Regions from separate parts of the Homo sapiens genome. Here region 1 is linked to region 2. The links are chromatin contacts, found by Hi-C in ENCODE. All regions are on one chromosome and are shown on one strand. The core of a region is the stretch at or near the end of the contact, and the rest is flanking DNA. Distances in the headings are between cores, read along the strand shown.

Region 1 (2,900 bases), core at 207-2,706, 380 kb after region 2:
ACGTGATGACTCCACCGCTCCCCAGAGCTGCACATGGTCGCTCAGAAGCCTTGGAGGGGTTGGGGGAGGCCCCTGCTCTCAAGCCCCCACTATCACAATCACTTTGTCCCAGCTATTCACCTGCAAACTTGCTTGATCTGCAGAAGCTGCAGAGTGGCCCACTCTTCCTGGACATGTCAGGAAAACTTTGACGTGGCTGCTCTAGCTTCAGGGAAGGTCTAATTTGGTGAAAATTTGAAAGCAGGTTTGTGGGAGTGCCAGGGAGAAATGGGGAGAGAGAAAGCCTCTGTATTTGATGGATGGCAATGGCTTGGAGCTGGTGTGATGGCCTCTCTGGATGACAAGGACATTGGACTTAGAGCCAGAAGGACTGAGGTATGAATCTCGGCATTCCTGGTTTGTAGTTATGGGGACTTGGCAGAGACACTTGAATGAAACTTCCTTTGCCCAGGTATAAGACGGACCCCCTAATAAAGGTTGACTGTGTTCTGATCCTTCACTGCCTGCTGGGATGTCCTCAGCATTTTGTGCATGTTGGCCAATTTAACCCTAACAGCAACCACCAGAGGCAGATGCTATTGCTGGCTATTAATATCCCCATGTGACAGATGAGAATGTGAGGCCCAAGGGGTTTAAGTGGGGCTATGAATATCCCCATGTGACAGATGAGAATGTGAGGCCCAAGGCACAGAACCAGGGGTGCCCCAGCATGCCAGTTGTGCACCTGTGGCTTTTCCCTTGGCCACTTTGCAGCACCGGCACGAGAGAGGCCCACAGGGTGAGCCTCCACACCACCAGCCACCCTTTGTCCCTCAGAAAGGGCTGGCAGAGCCTGCAGGTGAGGGTGGGTGTGGGGAGGGGTGGGCAATCGTCTGCCCTTCATTTCTGTCATGTTGTGGCTGTCACTGGGGAGAAAATGCCAAAAAGCTTCCTGGAAGAAGCAGCTTCCAGGAGGCTTCACCATATCCTTGTCCTGCCAAGTGGCCACGAATGGATTAGAAGATTCCCACTGGGTGAGAAGGCTCAGAAGCCACCACAGAGGATGGCGGAGGTGGGAGAGGCCTCGCACCGCGGGGCTCCAGGAGCCAGGTGAAGGACAGGCATTTCTGTATGGCACCCAGTTCTGGGTGGGTCCTCCCAAGGTGCCCCCTTCTTTGTCTCTCCCTCTGTTGCTTTTCTCTCCTCTTCCCTCTTCTTCCCCCCACTTCCTCTTCACTTTTTCTTCACTTTTTCTTCTTCTTCTCTTTCCTTCCCCCATGCCTTTCTCAACCTTGTTTCCACTTCTTGTCGCTCTTCTTGCTTCAACAAACGTCGATGCAGTCACAGTTCCTGGGCTGAGGCTGGGGGATGGGAGGAAGTCCTGAGGGCAGCCCCCGCCCCCTTCCCCGCCCCGTCACTCCCTCTGCCCCGCCTGCACAGCTTCTTGCCAATTCATTCCCGCCCCTACCGCCCCTATAAGCCACCAGGTCGCTCCAGTTTGGTGCCAGCGCCTGGAGGGAGAGGCGTGGCGAGGGCTGTGCTGCCTAGGATCCACTGAGTGGCTCTTGCTGGCGTGTCAGCTGCGCGCGAACCAGGGCTGGGAGGCTCGGCTGGAGGTGTGACCAGGGCAGGGACTGACCTGGCCCGGAACAGAAGCGCGCAGAGTCCCATCCTGCCACGCCACGAGGAGAGAAGAAGGAAAGATACAGTGTTAGGAAAGAGACCTCCCTCGCCCCTACGCCCCGCGCCCCTGCGCCTCGCTTCAGCCTCAGGACAGTCCTGCCGGGACGGTGAGCGCATTCAGCACCCTGGACAGCACCGCGGTTGCGCTGCCTCCAGGGCGGCCCCGGGCTGCTCCTGCTCCGCAGAGCTACGCCCTCCCCCCGGGTGCCCCGGACCCTGCACTTGCCGCCGCTTTCCTCGCGCTGCTCTGGACCTTGCTAGCCGGCTCTGCACCTCCCAGAAGCCGTGGGCGCGCCGCTCAGCTGCTCCATCGCCTCACTTTCCCAGGCTCGCGCCCGAAGCAGAGCCATGAGAACCCCAGGGTGCCTGGCGAGCCGCTAGCGCCATGGGCCCCGGCGAGGCGCTGCTGGCGGGTCTCCTGGTGATGGTACTGGCCGTGGCGCTGCTATCCAACGCACTGGTGCTGCTTTGTTGCGCCTACAGCGCTGAGCTCCGCACTCGAGCCTCAGGCGTCCTCCTGGTGAATCTGTCTCTGGGCCACCTGCTGCTGGCGGCGCTGGACATGCCCTTCACGCTGCTCGGTGTGATGCGCGGGCGGACACCGTCGGCGCCCGGCGCATGCCAAGTCATTGGCTTCCTGGACACCTTCCTGGCGTCCAACGCGGCGCTGAGCGTGGCGGCGCTGAGCGCAGACCAGTGGCTGGCAGTGGGCTTCCCACTGCGCTACGCCGGACGCCTGCGACCGCGCTATGCCGGCCTGCTGCTGGGCTGTGCCTGGGGACAGTCGCTGGCCTTCTCAGGCGCTGCACTTGGCTGCTCGTGGCTTGGCTACAGCAGCGCCTTCGCGTCCTGTTCGCTGCGCCTGCCGCCCGAGCCTGAGCGTCCGCGCTTCGCAGCCTTCACCGCCACGCTCCATGCCGTGGGCTTCGTGCTGCCGCTGGCGGTGCTCTGCCTCACCTCGCTCCAGGTGCACCGGGTGGCACGCAGACACTGCCAGCGCATGGACACCGTCACCATGAAGGCGCTCGCGCTGCTCGCCGACCTGCACCCCAGGTATTGGCCCAGTGCATGCCGACAGGCCCAGGCCAGGGACTTGGGCGCTCCCTGGGCAGTTGGCTTGAGGAGCCTGTGGGCATCACCACCGTTACTCCGCCCAGAGTTCACCAGCCACAGCACTGCCCCTGCACGCTGCTCACAGGGGTTTCCTGTTGGTTCATTGGTGCAGACACTGCGGGGGC
Region 2 (2,845 bases), core at 193-2,692:
AGCCCCTGGGCAGAGCCTGTGATTAGAGAAAGGTGAACAGGACGGGAGGGCGAGGATGAAGGACGCAGGTGTGGGCTGGAGGGGCTTTGACCTGAGTAGCTCACCTGGGCTGGGAGTTCTCAGCCTGGGGTGACTTCACCCCCAGGGGATCAATATCTGAGCTATGTTTGGCTGCTATGATTAGAGGAGGGGGCTACTGGCATCCAGTGGGTGGAGGCCAGGGACCAGCTAAAACCCTCCAGTGCACAGGACAGCCCCCCGCCCTGCAACAAAGAAGGATGCGGCCCCAAATGTCGGTAGTGCCTTGGTTGAAAAGCCCAGCCCTAAAGCCTTCAGAACCAGTCAGACCTGGTTCCAGTCTTATCTTCTTGTTGGTCACTGGCCTTGGGCATGTCACATTACCTCCCTGAGCCTTAGTTTTCCTGTCTGTGAGATGGATACATAACTATTTGACTTAGGGATTATTCTTGGTTTTCTCAAACCAGGTGTGTGTAAAGCTCCGACCTATCACAGCACAGGCTGGAGGGATCCCTCCCATTCCCACTTCCTAGAGCTGGGCCGGAGCCCGCAGCCCACACCCACCACGTGGGTGCTCACACTCCTGTGTTGGCAAGGGCATCAGAGCAGGCAGACAGGCGGGACCAACAGGGCAATTTGAGTTCAGTTCTGCCTCTTGTCCCAGCTGACGTGAGCCCAGGCCAGGCTTCCTCAGCAGGCAGGGGCGAGATTACGTGCTTTGGCCTTGGGTCTGCCTGGCTGGGAAGGTTTCTGCTCTCAAACCTGGCTCAGGCCTGGAGACGGTGGGAGGGTAAAGAGGTAGACCCGTTGGGACAGGCCAGGCTAGCAAGGAGAGCTTGCGGTGAGGAGGAGGGGAGCCCATCTCTTCCCCTAAATGTTCCCATTGATGGAGCCAGTGGCCCGGAGGGCACCCGGGCAGAGACGGAAGAAATTGCACGTGAGCGTTTGTGTGCATACGTGTGCCTGTCCATGTGTGCACACACTTGTGCTTGTGAGTCTCTGTGTGCCCATGCATATGTATGTGTGTCTGCATGCACATGCGTGTGTGTGTGCATGCATGTATGTGTGCAGGCATGCGTGTGTGTGTGTGTGCAGTAAATGGAAGAGGAACAGAGATCAGAGCTGAGGCTGGCAGGGCTGAGGCAGCCGGTGGCTGGTGGACTTCCCCAATCCCAGCCTGGCGGGGGACTGGGTGCCCCTAGCCTCTACTACAGAGCCTGGGGGCTGGGCAGCGGGCAGGCAGGACAGGGCCTGGACCTCGTCCAGGAAAGAGCTAATGATCAACCGGCTGCGGTGTCTGTGCAGCCGCCCTGGGCCTGCCTCTCCGTCACCGGCCCTCAGGCGCAGGGAGGAAGTAGGGCAGGAAGCAGGGGGCGGAGGCCGCTGTGCAGTCAGCCTGGCTGTGGGCGGCCCCTGCCTGCTCCGTCCAGCTGGAGACAGCCCCGTGGGGCCAGCCAGCGCTGGGCCAGGAGCGGCCACCTGGTTCCTGCGTGCTACGGCCCTGTGGGCCTGGGAGCTGCCTCTGAGGAACACGCCGCAGGTATGGGGGGCTCCGGGGCAGGCGGGGCGTGGACTGGCCGAGCAGGCTGCTGTCTGCCAGTCTTGCCATGGTTGGATCTTTACACTTTCTTGAGGACTTTTCTGACCTGTTTGGGATGGGGGTGGAGCGAAACTGCGAGCTGGGGGCCTCGGGGAGGTCGTCGGCACCCTCAGCAGACCCCACTCAGAGCTCACAGGTGCTGGCAGTGCCAATCCGCAGTGATTGAGGGCAATGATTTCAGCTTTGACCAAGCACCCTTGCTTCTGGGACCTGGCCTGACCCCGTGCTGGCCCTTGGCATGAGCGGCCCTGGGGGTCTGGGAGCAGAGCCAGCCTGTCGCTGGATTCCAAGTCCAGCGGATCTCAGGTGTGACCCCAGCGCCCGGTTAGCTTGGGCCACACTACCAGACCTACCAGGGCGAGCCCAGCGCCTCAGCCTCACCCGGCACCGCAGTGGCTATAACTGGCCACTCTGATGCCGCCACCTGGGCCTCTTTTCCAACAACCAAATGGACCAGCAACTGGACCAGGGGCTTCAGCCTGAAAATTCCAGGGAGGGTCTGGGCCCAGCCTTCAACTGCAGGTGTGCCGGGGCGTGTGCTCCTGTGTGTGTACACCACTGAGACCCCCTCTGGGCCTGTGCGTGATCCCCAGGAGCCCTGGGAGCCCTGCCCTGTCTGTGAAGCGGGAGTTTCCAACCTTTTGCCGTTGACGAGGCTCAGATGAGATGAATAGCAAAGTGACGCTGGGGGGTGTTAGCGGTGTCGGCCAGTGCCAGGGCCAGGGGCAGCCTGCATGTGGGCCGGCCACTCAGGGTGTGGCCTCCCAGCGCCAGGCAGCGGGGCTGCGGCTGAGCTTGTGGCTGGAGGCAAGGCTGGGCCCGAGTCAGGTCTGGGTTTAGGATGGGTATGTGGGGGCTGGGCTCTGACCACCTGGGTTCAACCCCACCTGTGCTGCTTGGCTGTGTGACCTTGGGCAGGCAGAGTCACCGCAGCTGATGGCTCATCCGTGAAAGGGGCACAGCTGTGCCTCCCTCCTCCAGGTGAGCCGAGGATGCTGTGAGCACCCTGGATGGCCATAATTATGTGACTGTCAACACTGTTGTTGACAGTGATGACAACTGTGTCCCGTGTGGGGCGCTGGGCCAGCGTTTTTTGCATGGAGACGTCACTCACTCTTCCAGCAACACGGGTGACGATGGCCGCACAACACAGAAGAGCAAGGCAGGGCCCAGCAGCGCACGGGTGCGCCGGTTTCCCCTGCTGCCAGAGCGCAGGACACAGCCCTC

The links. Hi-C counts contacts between places; a loop is a spot of excess contacts on that map. Pooled maps may share reads with other maps.
Region 1: a pooled map shows a loop between it and region 2 (2.6-fold over the local background). The contact joins the promoter of GPR78 here to the promoter of SH3TC1 in region 2. A Hi-C loop is called at or near these places in 1 of 168 maps with a recorded cell type or tissue (Calu3) and 1 of 50 pooled maps.

What each region holds. Positions count from the first base shown.
Region 1 is chr4:8,578,936-8,581,835 of GRCh38, forward strand. GPR78 (G protein-coupled receptor 78) reads left to right here and starts at 1,457. Exons shown (of 3, transcript NM_080819.5): 1 at 1,457-2,715. The coding sequence starts at 2,048. RefSeq lists an enhancer at 1,617-2,278.
Region 2 is chr4:8,197,848-8,200,692 of GRCh38, forward strand. It overlaps SH3TC1 (SH3 domain and tetratricopeptide repeats 1), which reads left to right and starts at 1,443. Exons shown (of 18, transcript NM_018986.5): 1 at 1,443-1,558. RefSeq lists enhancers at 680-779, 1,130-1,249, 2,280-2,329, 2,460-2,509, 2,640-2,789 and a silencer at 1,460-1,649.